Regions from separate parts of the Homo sapiens genome. Here regions 1 and 3 are each linked to region 2. The links are chromatin loops, found by intact Hi-C in ENCODE. Cell type or tissue: ascending aorta. All regions are shown on one strand. Each heading gives the region's core, and the rest is flanking DNA. Links, peaks and the distances in the headings are about the cores only.

What was found. Hi-C counts contacts between places; a loop is a spot of excess contacts. Peaks named below come from ENCODE experiments on the same cell type or tissue, not always from the same donor. Only the 100,000 strongest peaks of a DNase experiment are listed, where the experiment ranks them.
Region 1: a loop joins it to region 2, with 2.8 times the contacts of the local background. A loop is called at or near these places in 12 of 110 quality-filtered maps.
Region 3: a loop joins it to region 2, with 2.3 times the contacts of the local background. A loop is called at or near these places in 3 of 110 quality-filtered maps.

The regions. Positions count from the first base shown.
Region 1 is chr1:117,750,535-117,756,423 of GRCh38, forward strand. No RefSeq gene overlaps it. Among named protein-coding and RNA genes, the nearest start is that of TENT5C, 150 kb to the left of the region's middle. In ascending aorta, for the core only: a CTCF peak has its summit at 3,720 (motif pointing left); a DNase peak (open chromatin) is centred at 3,717; H3K4me3 peaks cover 350 bases; H3K27ac peaks cover 699 bases.
Region 2 is chr1:117,693,327-117,699,215 of GRCh38, forward strand. No RefSeq gene overlaps it. Among named protein-coding and RNA genes, the nearest start is that of TENT5C, 90 kb to the left of the region's middle. RefSeq lists a silencer at 5,231-5,406 and an enhancer at 5,455-5,889. In ascending aorta, for the core only: no CTCF peak of the experiment used is centred there; DNase peaks (open chromatin) are centred at 2,705 and 2,985; H3K4me3 peaks cover 491 bases; H3K27ac peaks cover 3,920 bases.
Region 3 is chr1:117,818,657-117,824,545 of GRCh38, forward strand. LOC105378929 (a long non-coding RNA gene) reads right to left here and starts at 3,145. Exons shown (of 3, transcript XR_947744.3): 1 at 2,144-3,145. In ascending aorta, for the core only: no CTCF peak of the experiment used is centred there; a DNase peak (open chromatin) is centred at 3,301; H3K27ac peaks cover 2,488 bases.

The DNA of each region.
Region 1 (5,889 bases), core at 1,286-5,285, 58 kb after region 2:
GAAGATGAAAAGGAAGACACTTTTGTCCTTGGACCAGAGAGCCACTCAGCTATGAAACATGTTCTCTGATGTGTGGAGAAAGTTTGTCTGCAGTAGGAGAGAATGAGGCCAACTCAGAGAGTCATGGAGGGGAGAAACGGGGGGAGAGAGAGAGTTCTGACAGTGTGCCAGTCTCTGAATCTTATCCATTTTTTTTTCTCTCTCTCTCTTTTTCTTTTTCTTTTTTTTTTAATTTGAGACAGTCTGTCGCCTAGGCTGGAGTGCAGTGGCGCAATCTCTACTCACTGCAACCTCAGCCTCCCGGGTTCAAGCAATTCTCCTACCTCAGCCTCCTGAGTAGCTGGGATTACAGTAGTGCACCACCACACCCTGCTAATTTTTGTGTTTGTAGTGGAGATGAGGTTTCACCGTGTTGGCCAGGCTGGTCTAGGCTCCTGACCTCAAGCGATCCGCCCACCTTGGCCTCCCAAAGTGTTGGGATTACAAGCGTGAGCCCCTGCACCTGGCCTTATCATCCACTCTTGCCGCCTTCTCAAAGCTGGGATTGCCACCTCTTCTTTGCTTCTATGAACCACAGCAATATCTTTTCAATACATTCTTTCTTTTTGCTTAAGCTTGTTCAGATTGGGTTTCTGTTATTTGTAATTGAAAGATTTCCGGACTAATATACATTCCTTGACCTCCCAATATAAATCAGTTCCTCTTGTCATAGTCCTTAAAATGCTCTATGCTTTTCCTTCATAACACTTATCAGAACTTATGTTTGTATATTCATTCACTGAACATCTATCTCCTCATAGATGTTAGACACCGTGTGTATTTTGTTCACTACTCTTTATCTGGCTCACAGTGTAGTGCTTTACCCATGGCAAGCACTCAATATATGTTTGCTGAATTGATGAGTAAATAAATGACCCTGTAGTTGACTAGATATGAAGAGGGGGCAAAAAAGGGAGGAGGCTTAGGATGACTTCACATTTTTCTGGCTTTGCCAAGAGAAGGGGGAATGATATCATTGACTTGTATTGGGAACATATGCGGAGAAGCCAGTGTTGGAGAGAAAGAACATGAGCTAAGTTTTAGAGGTGAGTTTAGGGTGCTTATGGTATATAAAGTGTAGCTTTCCAGCAAATAGGGGGTCCATCTGTATCCAGCTTAGAAGAGGACTAGGCTGGAGATCTGATTTGGAAGGCCTTAGATAATAGGGAGTGTTGGAAGCCTTAGGGGCTGGTGAGATCCTCCAGGGAGCATTAAATATGGGAAAGAACTGATGACTGAGGAGAGGGACCTGAAAAAAAAATCCCTCAGGCTGGTCCAGACGAAGAACAGTCCAGTGTTCCTCAGGGTCTGCTTAATTCCTGTCTTCCAGCTGGGCCTGAAGAGCCACTGGCCAAGAAGGCTAGTCCTGATTTTGGAGGAGTCTGGAAGAAGGCAGTGTTAGGCTCAGTCCAGCATCCTTGACTCTTGGCCAGACAAGTGCCCTCTTGGGCAGGGCGGAGGTTCCCACCTAGACACAGCCTCTGTCTATCTTCTCAGAGCCGTGCATCCCCCACTTGGGGACTGTCTTAGGGTATCTAATATGTCAGGAACTTTAAAAACTTTTCCATATATGATCTCAATCTTTAACCTGGGTATAAACTATTATGCCCATTTTATAGAAGAAGGATCAGAGACTTGGGAAGGTAAAAAACTTGCCCTGGATCCAACATCTGGGATGTGTCCTGGCTGGGACTCCAGTGCTGTGATCGTTCGATTATAGGCTTTCTCTTTATCACAGTTTTGTGCCTTGTGGACGGATAGTGGGTCCATCCCATGGGAGCTGTAGGAACAAAAGGTCCCAGAGGGCAAAGTCAGCAGCCTGAACACTAACAGATTGCCAACTCTTGCCAAACCCACTTTGAGGAGTGAAGTCTAGGCCTGCAAACCCACCTCATGCTGGACTCTCTCCTTAGTTGCTGCCACCTAGAGCTACCATCATCTAGCTTGTTCAGGCTGGGGCCCTGACGACGCCTACCTTCTCTGTGGCTTTCCAGGCTCCTTTTGTTTCCTGGATGAGCTGCTCCTCCATGGGTCTCCTTAGTTTCCCCTGGAAGATCATAGAAAACAGAGATCTAGCACTCTGTACTGAACAGCACTTGGGTCCTAATTCTGGGAGTAGAACATTAGGAGAAACAGTTTCTGGGAATTTAAAAGCAACAGACAAAGAAAAAGTCCTGTTAAAAGAAAAAAAAATTTTGGAAAAACAAGCATGCCTTCAAGTACTTTTTGGATGCCATTGTTGATCTCAAGCCATTTTATTAGTTTAAAGCCATAGAACACATTATAACTCAGTTTGCTCCAAAAATTATCACATTTGGCATATTTGGAGACAAGCAGGCCTGGGGAAGAAAAGGATAAAATGCAGGAGAGAAAAGGGGATTCCTATATTTCCCCTTGAGTTTTCTAAGAAAACAAAAATTATTCTCAGAAAAAAAAAAATCTTTCCAACTCCCAGTTCTTCCAATTCTTATTGTGACCAGAAAAGTATACTCACAAAAGCCACCACTCCTAGTCAATAGCTACCGTATATTTCCACACTGGAGGGAATAGTATATTATCCACATGTGCCTCCACCCCAAGACCAGGGCCCAGCAGGATGAGGGGGACCTCACTGTCTCGAGAAGCCGCACCTAAACCAGTGCCCCTTCCAGAAGAGAAGAGGGTGTGAGTTCCGGGCAGGAGCCACAACCTAAGTTTCTAGCTAAGATATGCAAACAGATAAGTGTCTAGGGGAAAATTCTTATTCCTATTTTATAGGCTCACAATTCAACAAACATTTCCTGGGTTTCTTCCATGCTAGGAGTAAAGCTAAGGAATGGAGTCATAAAAGTGAATATGCCACAGTGTTTTTCCTGAAGGATCTCATAGAGAAACAAATAAGCAAGCAATCACTTTTGGCACAGTGTGGTGAGTGCAATGATTGAGATGTGTGCCGGAGGCTTCATGTGCGAGTGAACCTGGCTGGGGGTGGGGACAGAGACAGGGAAGAATTCCTGGAGAAGGGTCTGCCTGAGTTGTGTCCTGTTGGACCAGAAGGAATTAGTCAAGCACAGTGGGGAGGAAAGCATTCCAGGTACAGGGAACAGCATGTGATAAAAGAAACATGTATAAGGAAGAGCATTTGGCACTTTTCTGGAACTATAAATAGATTAGTATGCCTCGTGCCATCAGAGTGAAGAAGGGAAGAGTGGAGATGAGGCTGGAGAGGAAGGCAGCCCACTCACGATGAAGGGATTAGATTGTTGGAGTCAGCAAATGTTTTCTGTAAAGGGGCAAATAATACATATTTTAGGTTTCTTGAGTCATATCCTCTCTGTCGCAACTACTCAACTCTGCTACTATAGCACGAAAGTAACCATAGCAGATATGTAAATCAGTGAACATGTCTACATTCCAGTAAAACTTTATTTACAAAAACAGGTGTAGAGCTGGATTGGCCCGTGGGCTGTAGTCTGCAGACTCCTGCTGTAAATCACAATTATCCAGAAACAAGCTAACCAACTCATTCCATTTGGCCCAGGACTTCTCCAGTTTTAGCACTGAAAGCCCCAAGTCCTGGAAAACACCTCAGTCCCAGGTACACTGGGACAGTTGGTCGCCTAGGAAGCTTGTTAAAAATGCGAATTCCTGAGCGGACTCCTGGCTCAATTAATCAAAATCCACTGGAGTCGGGAGAGCTACAGGTGATGGGGCGCCATCTATGGGCAAGAGAGTGATAAAATCAGATTTGTACCTCAAGTGGTTTGCTCTCGAGGAAGGAACACATTCCCCAATATCCCTACTCTTGATGGCAGGAGAAAATGGTCAATGTGTCTCTTTAAGAGGATAGAGTCAGCTGGCTAGCAGCACCGGGGCTGAGGCTGGGCATTAACTGGTTTGTGCAAATGGTTTTTCTCTAAGTAATCACTGTCCACTAAGGATAGAGGAGAGTCCACAGAATCCAACGGTCAGGGCCCTTGGATAGACCATAGGAGGGGAGAAACCAGAAGAGCCTCTCTCTGTGTTCCCCTAGAGCCAGAGCTCATCATGCCAGTGGGAGCCTCACTGTTTGTCTAGAGCAGCTGCACCGAAACCAGTGCCCCTTCCAGAAGTGAAGAGGGGAGTGAGTCCTGGACTAGAGTTGCAAGCCACATTTCCAGCTAAGGTACATGGACAGATAAAGAAAAATAAACAGAGGGGAAGATAAACTTTTGGCCCCAGATGTCCATTTTTGGAAGGTTTTCATGGTCAGCTCTTATCAGCAATAGCTCTAAAAAGCCAGGTCTGAAATTTTCCTTTCTGAAGCAACAGGTGTTTTATTTCTGTTCAGAAATGGCAACTGTTTGGCTTGGGCAAACAAAGAGTTTGCACTAAAAGGACTAATAGTACTCTCTTTACTTTTCTTAATCAGCCCCTTTTGAATTTAACTTCACAGCCATGGCGAATTTTCCACTTTAATTACAAATAGTGCTTCCTATCTTCTGGACTGCTCCTTTCTAAAACAGGTGGCTCTTATTCTAAGAACGTTGATATATGAAAGCCTATGCTCACATTGCAGATAATTTGAATTACATAAAAATTCTTAACATCTGAAATAGGTTCTCTCTTATACATTGCAGAGCTTGTTTGTGGACCATTAAGCCCATTAACAATTTGGCCAGCATTCTCTAGCTATTGCCAAATGAAGAACAATCAGAGATGAAGATAAAATATATTTTAAGTCAATGGAAAAATAAGTAGCTTTTTTTCTGGTATTAGGCAGCAGAGCTTGGTGGTTAAATGAAATGGCTCTTGAGTCAAACTGCCTCAGTTGGAATCCTTGATTTACTTCTCACTTGATGTGTGACTTTGGGCACATTAATTCATTTCTCCAAGCTTAATTTTCCTCGTCTGTGAAATAGGAATACTAGTAATACTTCCCTATTGGGTTGTCACGTAGATTAAATAAGGTAATACATGTAAAGTATGTAGCACAGAAAGCATATAATAAATGTTAGTTGTTAATATTACTCATATTAGGCAAATCATTTTACCTGTACGGGCTATGCTTTCTCATTAATGAAATGACAGAGTTGACCTCTAAAGTCTGTTAGTTACCAATTCTCCAGTTCATGTAGAAAAATAAAAAAGGCAGAGAAGAGCTATGTGGATACAGAAACATCACTCCCCAGGACAGCCCTATGAAAAGTGGCCTGGGGCAGGGGGTGGGGAGGGGGGGGCACCGACTGACACAGGGATAGAATATTTATTTGATAATAAAGTGAGGCGAAAACAGGAGAGATGTTGTGGGAATAGTCTATATGCTGCCTAGACAGAAAGAAGGACATAGATGATATTTTCCTGGTCTATACACAGAAGCTCGCTCCAAAGCTAAGACACTGGACATGAGGTATGTGTTCTAAATTCTTTGCTGGACATTTAATTCTGCTAAAAGGAGAGCATCTGATAAGTTTTCAACCTACTTCACTGGCATTTTTATTGTGTAGTATGTGAATGCATTAACAAAGTTGATAATACACTGGACTTCACTTTCACCATCAAAGAAGAACAAGTTTGGTGATGTAAAAATGGGAGGAGCATTGGGAGAAAATGACTGTGTCATTTTCCAATTTATAAGCACAAGAGACAGAAATAATGTGCCTATCAGTACTCTGAATAGTGGTGATTTTCAAAATGAAACTTTACAATCACAAATTATACCCATAAAGGAGAAAAAAGTAAGAATTTTTTGGTGATACTAGTTTACTCCATGTATTATTGTGCACTTACAACCTTCCAAGTTCTACGCTACAGGGGAAACATATTTCTTTTAAAACGCCCTTGTCCTAAAAGAGCTTACAGTGTATAATTTATGGGGATGACCATCAAGTA
Region 2 (5,889 bases), core at 861-4,860:
AACTTGACATAGCAATGACTGTGTAAAATTGATATTCCATTTAGAACAAGATTTAAATCATTACACAGGTAGAATTTGTTCTGTTTTTTATTCACCATTAATAAACACCATTAATAAAAACCAATTTCTGGTTTCCTTCCCTTCCTTCCTTCCTTCCCTTCTCTCTTTCTGTCCCCTTCCTTCCTTCCTTTTTTCTTCCTTCCTTCCTTTCGTTTTTCTTCCTTTCTTTCTTCCTTCCTTCCTTCCTTTCTTTCTTCCTTCCTTTCTTCCTTCCTTCCTTTCTTTCTTCCTTTCTTTCTTTCTTTCTTTCTTTCTTTCTTTCTTTCTTTCTTTCTTTCCTTTCTTTCTTTCTCTTTCTCTCTTTCTTTCTTTCTTTTCTTTCTTTCTTTCTTCTTTTTCTGTCTCTCTTTTCTTTCTTCCTTTTCCCTTCCCTTTTCCCTTTCCTTTCCTTTCCTTTCTCAGAGTATTGCTCTGTTGCCCAGGCTGGAGTGGTGCAGTGGTGCAATGCAATCGGCTCACTGCAACCTCCACCTCCTGGGTTCCAGCAATTTTCTTGCCTCAGGCTCCCAAGTAGCTGGGACTATTGTGCCACCACGCCCAGCTAATTTTTGTATTTTTAGTAGAGACAGGGTTTCATCATGTTGGCCAGGATAGTCTCAAACTCCTGGCCTCAAGTGATCAGCCTGCCTCGTCCTCCCAAAGTGTAGGGATTACAGGCATGAGCCACCACGCCCAGCCAATTTCTGGTTTTCTTTCAAGCTCATGCAGATAACACATTTCTAACTCTAAATTAGATAATGTCTATAAGAGATCTAGCAAGCTCCTTTGTACAGAGTAGGTACTCAGCAAATACCAACTAAAATATAGTGATTATAAAAATAACTCACAGTGAATCATTTTTAGGCTTAACCCTTTCATTTAAGGCCCTTTGGAGCTCTTTAACGTCTTGATTCCTGAAATCCTTTATAAGAAACTTTTATTTAGCCCAGTGGGTCTCAAAGGCTTGAGGCAGGGCTTGACCAGTAATCAGAACCCTCCTGAAGGTATTTTTTCTGATTCCTTTCCCCACCTTTTCCTTTCACTCTTTTGAGAATCAACAAGAATTATGTTCTCTCTCAGGTGCTCCATGTGGAAAAATATATTGAGATCACTTAGCCTTGTCTTTTCTTTCTTTCTTTTTCTAAACGAGAAACACTTAAAACTATATGTTTATGATTTACCTGAGGAAAGGCTGTCTTTTTTTTTTTTTTTTTTTTTTTTTTGCCTCTTTCCTGCTGTCAGATAAAAGCAGAACTGGAGAGAAAAATTATGTTGCAGGCAACATAGTCAAAATAGTTCCAGAGCTGTGTTGCTAACCCAGCTTAAAGTTTCTCTTTGCCCCAGACTTTTTTTCTTCTAAGAAAAGCCTCTATTCTAAGAGACTTGCTCTTCTTAGAATAGCACCGGCAGACATAGAGCAGTTTACAGCTTGCCTTTTTATAAAGACAGCCCATTTTCAAGAGGAAGAATAAGGAAGGAAGGGTCTAAAGACAGTGTCTGGGCTCAGATCGCACATTCCTACCTCCTAGCTGTATGATCTCTCTCGGCCTCAGTTTTCCATCTGTAAATGGAGATAATACTAGCTTCTATTTTATAGGGTTATTAAGAATTTAAAAAGCACTTGGCACATAATAAATACTCAATATATATTAGTTCACATTATTTTATTTTTATTTGAGACAGAGTCCCGCTCTGTCACCTAGGCCAGCGGAGTGCAGTGGCACGATCATAGTTCACTGCAGCCTTGAACTCCTGGGCTCAAGCAATCCCCCCACCTCAGCCTTCCTAGTAGCTGGAATCACAGGCATGAGCCATCATGCTCAGCTAATTAATTTTTTTTTTTTTTTATAGAGACAGGGTCTCACTACGTTGCCAAGGCTAGTCTCAACTCAAACTCCTGGGCTCAAGCGATCTTCCCATCTCTGCCTCCAAAAATGCTGGGATTACAGGCATAAGCCAACACACCTGGCTGCTCTCATTATTTTTAATGGACATCTAATTATTGAAAACTTGCTATGTGCCAGCCACTGTGTGTGTACGTGTGTGCGTGTGTGTGCACATAGTATGTGTACAGATACCCACATACTATGTAATATTTATTTATTGTGAGTCTGCCCTAATCTTCATGGAGGAAGGTTCTTAGCCTGTTTTACTCACTGCTGTATTCTTGTACATGGAACAATGCCTGAGACATAGGAGGCATCCCAAAATATTATTATATTATATATATATATATATATATATATGTGCATATATACACATTTATATTCACACGCATACAGTTATATATACACACATATATCTATATATACACCCATATGATTACACACATACACATACATAATTAAAAATGCATTTTCTTGCCAGAAATCTTGATACTAAACTAGGAGTCCAATTAGCTAGCCAAGAGCAGATTATGAGAGATTTGGTTAGCACAATCCAATTTCAGGAAATATCTTAGTATATAAATCCTGAGGTTTCGAGAAGGTAGAGAAGAGGTTAACACAGCAACTCTGACGGAATCGAAGAGGAGGGAGTGGGAAGTTGTTTCCAGTGAGATGATGCTGAGGGAGGAAGAGAGACAGGGGAAGCTGCCAGACCAGAACTGGGGAATCTGGGTTGTTAGAGCGTTGGTGCTGATTGGCTGATTGGTGGCGGTCACAACCACCCTGATTCCTCCCTCCAGCGGGGCTGCCCTGGGTTCTCACAGAGTTTGTTTGGGAAGGGGGTGAAGGCGGGTTTGCACCCTTTGCTGGTCATTTCCAGGGCTTTCTCTGGACCCTGCATCTAGTGAAGCAGTAGCTGCTTCTCTCTAGCCATCCAAAAGTTGCTTTTCTGTTTACGTCAGTTTGCTCTGTTTCCCAGAGCTCTGGGAATTGCTTTAAATGACAATTTCTGGACATTGTAAGTCCTTTGCTGAGTCACTGCTGAAGAACTTTCCGGCAAAGTAGTCTGAGACTCCACTGACTAAGGCAACAGGCTACAGCACTAGAGCCCTAGCAACAGGCCTAAACTAAACAGAAATGGATTTTGAGGCTGCTAAGTGCTTAACATGGGGGAGAAAAATCCCAGGTATCCCTGACAGCTGAGCCACCCACTCTCAATCTGGAACAGCCTTCCCCCATGTCCTTTATTCCCAGGAGTCACAGGCTGCAGAGACCTCCAGCTGCAGGGCTCCCCTAATGCTCTCAGTTTCTCCTGGGGCTTCCAGGAGAGCAGAACCCCCACTGGCCTGCCCATCCACTTCTCCATCCTGGTGTCCCTGGAGACAGTCTAAGCATAAATGCTCAAACCAAAGAATGTGAGGGGCTGGCATGGATCACTTAATGTGCTATCTGCTCTTTGGAGAAATGGCAGAGATCCACATAAAATGTAGCTTAGCAATCACATACTAAGCCAGTAGATATCTAATAATGTTAGTCCGGCTCATTTGGGAATTTTTGAGGCTTAGGAGTATTCAGCATAATTCCATTTGTTTAGCAAATTGATGATGTAGAAAGAGAGATTCCTATCCACTTAAACAGTAAACTACTTTGGCAGCAAGCTTTCATACAACAACAATTATAAGCAAATTACAAATGGTTTTATCTATTTGGCAATGGTGAGCCTTTAAAATGAGCTCATTTATGTAAGCATTCATTCATTAAAAACATAGTGAGAGCTTGCTATGTGGAAAGCTGCTAGGCAAGTGGAGAAGGCTGATCTCCATTAGAAGGAATGAGTATTTACTTTGCTGCACATAATGTTGGGTGCTTTTCCAATCTTAGCATTTAATCTTTGCAACAACTTTGTGAGGTAGGCATGGCAAAGACTGGTATTTGTTCCCCCATATTCATTCTTAGCTTTATTTTGGTAACAGAACCTTCCTACTCTGAGTTTTGGTAGTATATGTGGCTTCCCAGTTATTGCTGAATAGGATGACTGAAGAATCAGAGGCCTGGGATTGCTAAGCCTTTCTCAGCCTCCCTTGTAGCTAAGTGTGGTCATATCATTCTAGTCAATAGGATTTGAACAAAAGTGACTGTGCAACTTTAGGGGTGAAGTCCTTATAAAAGGAGCTATTTTCTCTTTGCTTGCCTTCCTGGGATCTAGAAAGAGATATGGTTGTGGAGCTGATGAGTAAGCTTTAGTTTATCTGGGCAATGGCAGAGCAATGAACAAAAAGAAGCTGGGGCCATGGATGGCTTGGGAGAATAGAGTCTCCTGTCTGTCCTCATCTGTCTGTCCATCACCTTGTCATTATGTGAAAGAACAAAGGTCTTATCTGAGTCTTTCTCTTTAGGGGATCTCCTTGCTTCATAAGCCTAATTTCTACAGTTCTAATATAGTAATAAGAAAGCTACCCTAATGATGAAAAATGTAAAGAAGTTAGGCAAATGTTCTGAAATCTCTAAGGAATTATATGGCAGAGCCCAGACTCAGACTCAGGTCTGCTGTGTTCTGCTACATCATGTCACCTTCCTTAAAATAAGCAGACAGACACAATGTGAACCCCCTGGGTTTCTCAAGAAAAGGAGTTCTGCTGTTGCTGCCATGAGATTTTAGTGGTTCATCTTTCAAAACGTCTACCAGAAGGGGGAGGCTCCCACCTTTATTGAATACCTACTGTGTACCAGGAACCCTGTTGTACACTTTACGTGTGGCATTGCACTGAAGACACAAATGCACACAAATGCTGCTCTCAAACTACGCAAAATGACATGTACTTAAATAGTTCCACATGAGAGACAGAGAGTGCTAAGTGAGTGCAGAGGAAGGAGAGGATGTACCTGGCTGTGTGGGATTGGGAACAGCTTCAAGAAGGAGGTGGCACTGGATTTGAGTCTTGCAGAATAGGTAGTATTTGGGGGACAAGGCATTGCAAGTAGAGAAAACACCATGAGCAAAGGATGAGGAGCAGGAGAGCACTAGAAGCAGGTCCTTCTTAGCATGTCCAGAATGTAAGCTCCCTGATGAGAGCAGGTAGGTGACAAGGACAGGTAGGCTGATGTCAGATGAGGGAGGGCCTGGAGTGGCAGGCTAGAGAGTTCAGACTTCATGTATGGGGTTGAGGGATGCCTGCAGAATTCTGAATAAGATGTTGGAAAAATCAGAGCTTCAGAGTTGATGAGCATTTCTAAGCCATGACTGTGTCCCAGGCGCTGGACAAAGATGAATCTACCAGTAATGGGGACAACAGAGTGGAGGAGGACAGACAGGAAACCAGAAGGCCAGCAAGGAAGCTAACTCCGAAGCAGCAGCAGGAGAGAGGGGTGGGGACGACAGAAGAGATGTTGCAAGGGCAGGACTGACAGCACTTGGCAGCCTCCTGGGTGTGGGAGGTAAGGGAGCAAGAGGAACCCAAGATAACACAGAGGTTTGTTTTTGTCTAGAAGCTTGAAGGAGAGAAAAATTACTTAAAGATATTCTGGCTAGCTGTTTTCTTAATTAACACACGGAATGGGAAGTTTTACAATAAGCTAAAAAGCCCTCTCTTTTCTAAGGAATAGTTTATAATTAGATATATAAAAGATATGGTTACAGCACATTCTCTTTCTCTGAAGATAAAAGCGTTGGCAGAGAATTAGGATTAATGATCCTCTGTGGAGACTAAAGCAGCTCCATCTTGGATGCTAACCTGCCAGGTTGACTTCTGATTAACCCCAGTTCCAGGAATGCCTTTTAGAGCTCCAGTTTATCTATTGTTCTTTGTGTAAGAACATCTACACATCTTTTCTTTCTTTCTTTTTCTAAAAGAGAAACACTTAAAAGAGTTTCTTTTCTAAAAGAGAAAACACCTTAAAGCCTGCCCTTAGGGCAAGTCCCTACTCATTCCCTCTGAGGCAAGTGTGCCCCTCCCCTGTGGTATAT
Region 3 (5,889 bases), core at 1,286-5,285, 130 kb after region 2:
GGGTAACTCATCTGCACGATGACTGTAGCCCAATCCGTCACAGTCTCATAAGCCTGAAGAGCAGCATATGCAGCAGCTAATTCCTTCTGTATTAATGAGTACTGGAGCTCAGCTCCCTTCCACAGCTGGGACCAAAAACCTACTGGCGTTCTAAAGCACTCCATGCGCTGCCATAGGACCCAGCCAAAACCGTCTGTGGTTACATGTACATCAAGTTCAAATGGGCACCCCTGATCAATTACTTGTAAGGCCTGTGTTTGCTGAATGGCCCACTTGGCGGCCAGAAGGTCTGTTCCAGCTTCATTATCCCAATCCCAGGTAGCCCCTTTTTTTGATAACCCATACAATGGTTTTATCATTTGAGCCAAATGGGGCACAAATGGCCGCCAATACTCCAAGAGGCCTACAAAAGTCTGCAGCTGCTTCATCGTGGTGGGTCGGGGGTATGCCTGGATTTTCTCAATGATGGCCTCTGGTATGGCCTTTGTCTTACTCAACCAAATAACTCCTAAGAATTTCGCAGATAATCCAGGCCATTGGACCTTGGATTTGTTGATGGCCCAACCACATGCTGCCAAATGTTGCCACAAGAGGGGCACTGCCACTTTTAAATCTGCAAGAGAATCAGAGGTTAACATAATATCATCAATGTAATGAAACAGGAGGACCCCTTTTGGACATTTCCAGGCAGCTAATTCCATGGCAACAAGACCACGACAAATGGTGGGGCTATGCACATAGTCCTGCGGCAGTATGGTAAAAGTCCATTGTCATCCTTCTCATGTGAAGGCAAACTATTCCTGGCTCTCTGGAGCAATGTCAATGAAGAAGAATGCATTAGCTAAGTCCACCACAAAGTGGTACTGTCCTAGTTCCATTGTCAAGTGGTCTGTCAAATCCATGATGGAGGGTACAGCTGCATGCAGAGGAGGTGTCACCTTATTCAGTTCCCAATCATCCACTGTCATCTGCCAAGTTCCATCAGGCTTTCTGACTAGCCATACCAGGGAATTGTAGGGGCGATCAATGCTACGCACTATTTACACCTCATCTAACTTCTTAGTAGTCTTAGTTATCTCTGTATGCCCCCCTGGCAAATGGTATTGATGAGTGGAGGTAACCCATCAGGGTTGTGGCAGAGCTTGGGACTGGTGATGTGTATGTCCACGCAGTACCAGCTTTACTATGCAAACTTGGAGTCTGAATTCTTTGGCCGTGAGGTGTAAATCCAGACCATGCAAAATGTCCATCCCCAGAAAATATTCACGTATAGGAGAGACATACACAGAGTATAGGTGGGGATCCAAGCGGCCAATGCCAAGATGCAGAGACAGGTTTCACCTTTACTGATTGGCCCCCATAACTGTCAATGAATACAGTTTTGCCCAGAAACTTACCCGGGTTCCCAAAAACTAGACTGCAGTCTGCACCAGTATCTACCAGTGCCAAGACCCTCTGTACATTAGTTGGGGAGCAGTGGATTGCCAGCTCCACATGTGGCCTCTGGTCATCCACTCCCCAACTCCCACAAAGCCAGGCATCTTGGCCAGTTCCCTAATCAAACAAGAAAGGTGCCATATCTTCGCCTGTCTGCAAATAGTCCTTGAGCTGCAGTGTCTAGACAGGATTAGGTTGAACAACTGTTTTGCCCCTTCTTGGGCATTTTCCAGAATTGTTGCTCTGGGGAAAATTGCCTCCACAGAGCCAACAGCATTTCACTGGGTTGCCCGTCAAGTGTCTCTTGAGCAACCCTAGCTGAAAGTAAATCAAACCACATTGGCTTGTGGGTCACCCACTGGGCCCCTTGTTATATCCTTGGATAGTTACCTGTGGACCTTCTTTACAGCATGGACTTTCCCTTCTTTATGGCATGGAGTCCCTGGTCCTGCCAATGGCCTTCTGCCTCCCCAAGGGCTGCCATAGCGGTAGTCACTTCATGTATACGGTGCCCCACATATAGGGTGAGAACAGAGGCCAGAGAGCCAAAAGAGTTTGGGGATGCTGAGCCCAGCACCAGATCCCTCATGTGGGAGGCAAAGCATTTATCATCTGGCCCCCAGGTATTCAGATCAAACACAGCCTGCTGCATACCCATCTCCTAGAGTATCTGCACCAAATCAGTATATGATTGCCATTTACTCACAGTTTCTGGTATTTCTCTGGCATCATTCCAAACAGTCCATGTGGCTCCCATTAGCCACTCAATTAAAGTGTGGTCATCTTGTCCCTGTGCTGACCATTGGCACAGCTGCAGCCACTAATGAAGGGAGGGGTGAGTTGTGATAGAAGCCAGCTTCTCTATCAGAGGTGGAGCAGGGAATGTTGTCAGTTCCTTTGTCCCAAAGATGGAGTAACCAGGCAGGGAGGGGCTGCCGGCGCGTTTACCTAACTCACACAACTCAGTGGGGTTATAAGCACTATAAGAGGTGTGTTCCACCACTGTGGGAGTCCCTGGGCTCTCCCCTGGGGCTCCATTGGCTGCTTGCGTTCTACTTCTGATGGATCATGGGGCAAGCCAGCAGCAGAAGAGCCTCCTCCTCCTCGGCATCAGACCCAATGAGAGTGTCCGGCTGGGAGGATGGGCTCAGGTCGCACTAACAGCTGTTGCTAACTCCTGTTCCAGGCTGTTTATCTGGGCCTCTAAGCACCCTGCTTGAGCCTGGAAGTCCTTCATCCCCAGGCTGTACTACAAGCTGTGCATTTTGGCCCCCAGGCACTTAGCTTGTGTCTGAAGATCCCTTACCTGCACTGTGTCCTGCAAGGACTGAGTATATACTTCACACAGTGCAGTCAGAAATGCCCATCGACTCTGCCGGCAAAAGTGCATTCCTTCTTGAAGCTGTGTGCTTCCAGCTGCTCCAGTGCCTTCTCCACACTCGTGGGAGACCAGTCCACTGCCTCCTATGTTTCCACTGGGGCCCATCCAAGCAGCACCTCTGCCACTGGGTACCACAGCCCGTGCTGTGGCCACAGAGCTGACCTGGAAGCCTCAAGGAATGAAGACCCACTCACCTCATCCTGCTGACTATGCCAATTGTCAGGTTCGAGCCCCAGCTGAGGTCTGAGGGGAGTGGGTGGATAGGGGGCAGGGAGCTAGAAGAACACTCGAGAGACAGCAGGTAGATGAGATATGGCTTTATTTAGCAGCTCTTTCTCAGTGTCAGTGTTACATTTATACACCTTACAAACAATAGTGGCTGAGAGCCAGGTCATGAGCTTCTCTATGTTATGTTTAGATAGCTGTGATTATATAAGGCATGAGAATGTGTGCCTGCACTCCAATCCTGCTGAGTCATGCAGGATGTTTACCTCAGCCTGTGCCTGCTTGGCTGCAGCACAGCCATGTTTCTTACAGCTTGCTAAAAATACACATTCCTGGGTCACATCTCTCTGAGACCTGCTGAATTAGACTCACTCGATGTGGGGCTTGGTAGTCTGTATTCTTAGCACCCTCTTCATGTAATTTAGATATATGTAACAGTTTTAAAAATCATTGCTCTTGGGTTGATACCAGTGTCTCTCAATCCCTATTAAACATCTCAATTACCTGCAGAGGATTTACTTAACAAAAACACATTCAAGCATGCCTGGGCCCCACTTCCCAGAATTCTGATACAGTAGGTTGAGAGTGAATCCCTGGCATCCTCAGTGATTCTGATTCCAGGCCAAAGTTGAAAGTTACTGATCTAAATCAGTGGTTTAAAACTTTGCTGAACATTAAAATGACCTGCACTGGCTGCACCATAAACCAATGAAATCAGAATCCCCGGGAACAGAACCCAGCCATCGGTATTTTTAAAATGTCTCCCAGGAATTCCTGAAGTGTAATCATGATTGAGAACAAGTGGTCTAGATCAGATGTCAGTAAACCTTTTCCTTAAAGGTCCAGAAAACAAATATTTTAGACTTTGTGGGCTATGTGGTCTCTGTCACAACTACTCAATGCTGCCATTATAGCATGGAAGCAATCATACACCATATGTAAATAAGTGGCTGTGACTGTGTTTTAATAACATTTTATTTGCAAAATTAAGTGGTGGGCCAGACTTGGCCTATATTTGCCATTTGTAGATCAGTGTTTCTCAAATTATTTGTGGTACAGGATTGTTTTTTAAAAGAATTTCCAATCTGTGGCAGACTGATTCTTTTGTAAAATACAATAAAAATAAATTACTAGAAAAATGAAAAAGACAAAATATGAGCCTGCTGATTATGCAGTTGGATATTATAGCAATATTAAATTGCTATGATAGTTTCTAAATACTTACACTCCATTTCTTTACTTATCTTGCATGAACTGACAACAACCATCTCAGACTAGACTCATTCAAAAACTACACTTTGAGTAGCATAGGTATAATCAAATCAATCATCTTCCTGTTTAAGGAATAAATGTGAACACAGTTGGGTAGAAAAAACTTCATAGAGAAAGGACCTTTGAATCCAACTTTGAAAAAGGAGATGGACCTCAACTAGTGAAGAAGCAATGACTAGCCATCGTAGCCTAATACTTATCACTTAAAAAGCACTCCATAAAGTGAGCTGAATTGAATCAGGCAGTGAAAAGCAAGGTTTGTTAAGAAGATAGAGAGAAATGTGTTTGCCACTGTAAATAGAGGAGTGCTGATGGACTCCCAAAAGAAAGCGTGTTGAAGGGCTTTGAAATCAGAAAGGATTTGAAATCAGCTACTGGCATTGCCACTTAGTAGCTGAGTTTGTGGCAATTATTGACAATTCCAAGCATTGGTAACCTCATTTATAAAGTCAAGAATATTGTTAACTTCCCAGGATTGCTGAGGGAATTTGAGTTTTATAGTCAAAGTGCTCAGTATCTGGTGCTCAATACAGACAGTGATTATTGTTGGGGAGCCACAAGGGGCAGTGGAGAGAATGCCAGCCAGCTTCAGAGCCAGGCAGAGTTGGGTGTGAATTCTGGCTCTACCATTTGTGTGACATTGGGTCATTTAACCTCAGTGAATCTCAGTTTCTTCATCTATAAAACAGAGACATTCATACCTACCTTTCAGTTAAACTAAGAATTTGAGATTATCAAAATGTGTAAAGTACCTGGCACAAAAGAAGCATCCAGAAATGGTAGCTATCATTTTCTCATACGATTTTTTATTCATATATAATCCACATACCATAAAATTCATCCTTTAAAATGTATAATTTAGTAGCTTTTAGTATATTCACAAAGGTGTTCAACCACCACCACTATCTAATTTTAAAATAGCTATTGATTTTAAACTATTTAAATTCAATAACCCTAGGTTGTCCTCTGTCCTTTCATACCCCAAAACCTTCACTGGAGCTTGACAGGGGAGAAATCATACCATACAACAGTTAGCAATAATTGTATGTAGTCTCTTTCTAAAGTCTCACATCTTATAGCAGCTGCTCCAACCTTTTCTCCTTCTTCCAGAGCTCCAACTTAGGTGGCTCTCCTCATCTTTGTTCCTTCTCTTGGAGCTTTTGTAACTCTAGCTTCCCTATAGTTCCATGTCTTTTCTCACACTCACACCCAGTAATGTATCCCATTTCCTCAGTTTCTTTGGTTTGCCACTGCCAGGCATCACTTCTCTGTGCTCTGAGGTCTGTGCTCCATTCTCATAATGAGGTCTTGCAGAGGGTGCTCTGGCCAGGAGCTACACTCTTTAACTCCCCTTGTGTCTGGGTAGAGCCACATGGACTAAGTAGACTAGTCCCCATCTCAGGGAGGTAAGCAGAAATGATGAGTGTCACCTCCAGACCAAACTGATTAAGAAGTGGGTATGTCTCCTCTACCTTCTCTCTTCTTGTCTTCCAGCTAAAGGCAAAGGACCCCAAGACTCAAGAAAATAGCTAGGCCTCCAACCAGGAGGAGTTTGGGCCCACGGTCCACAAATT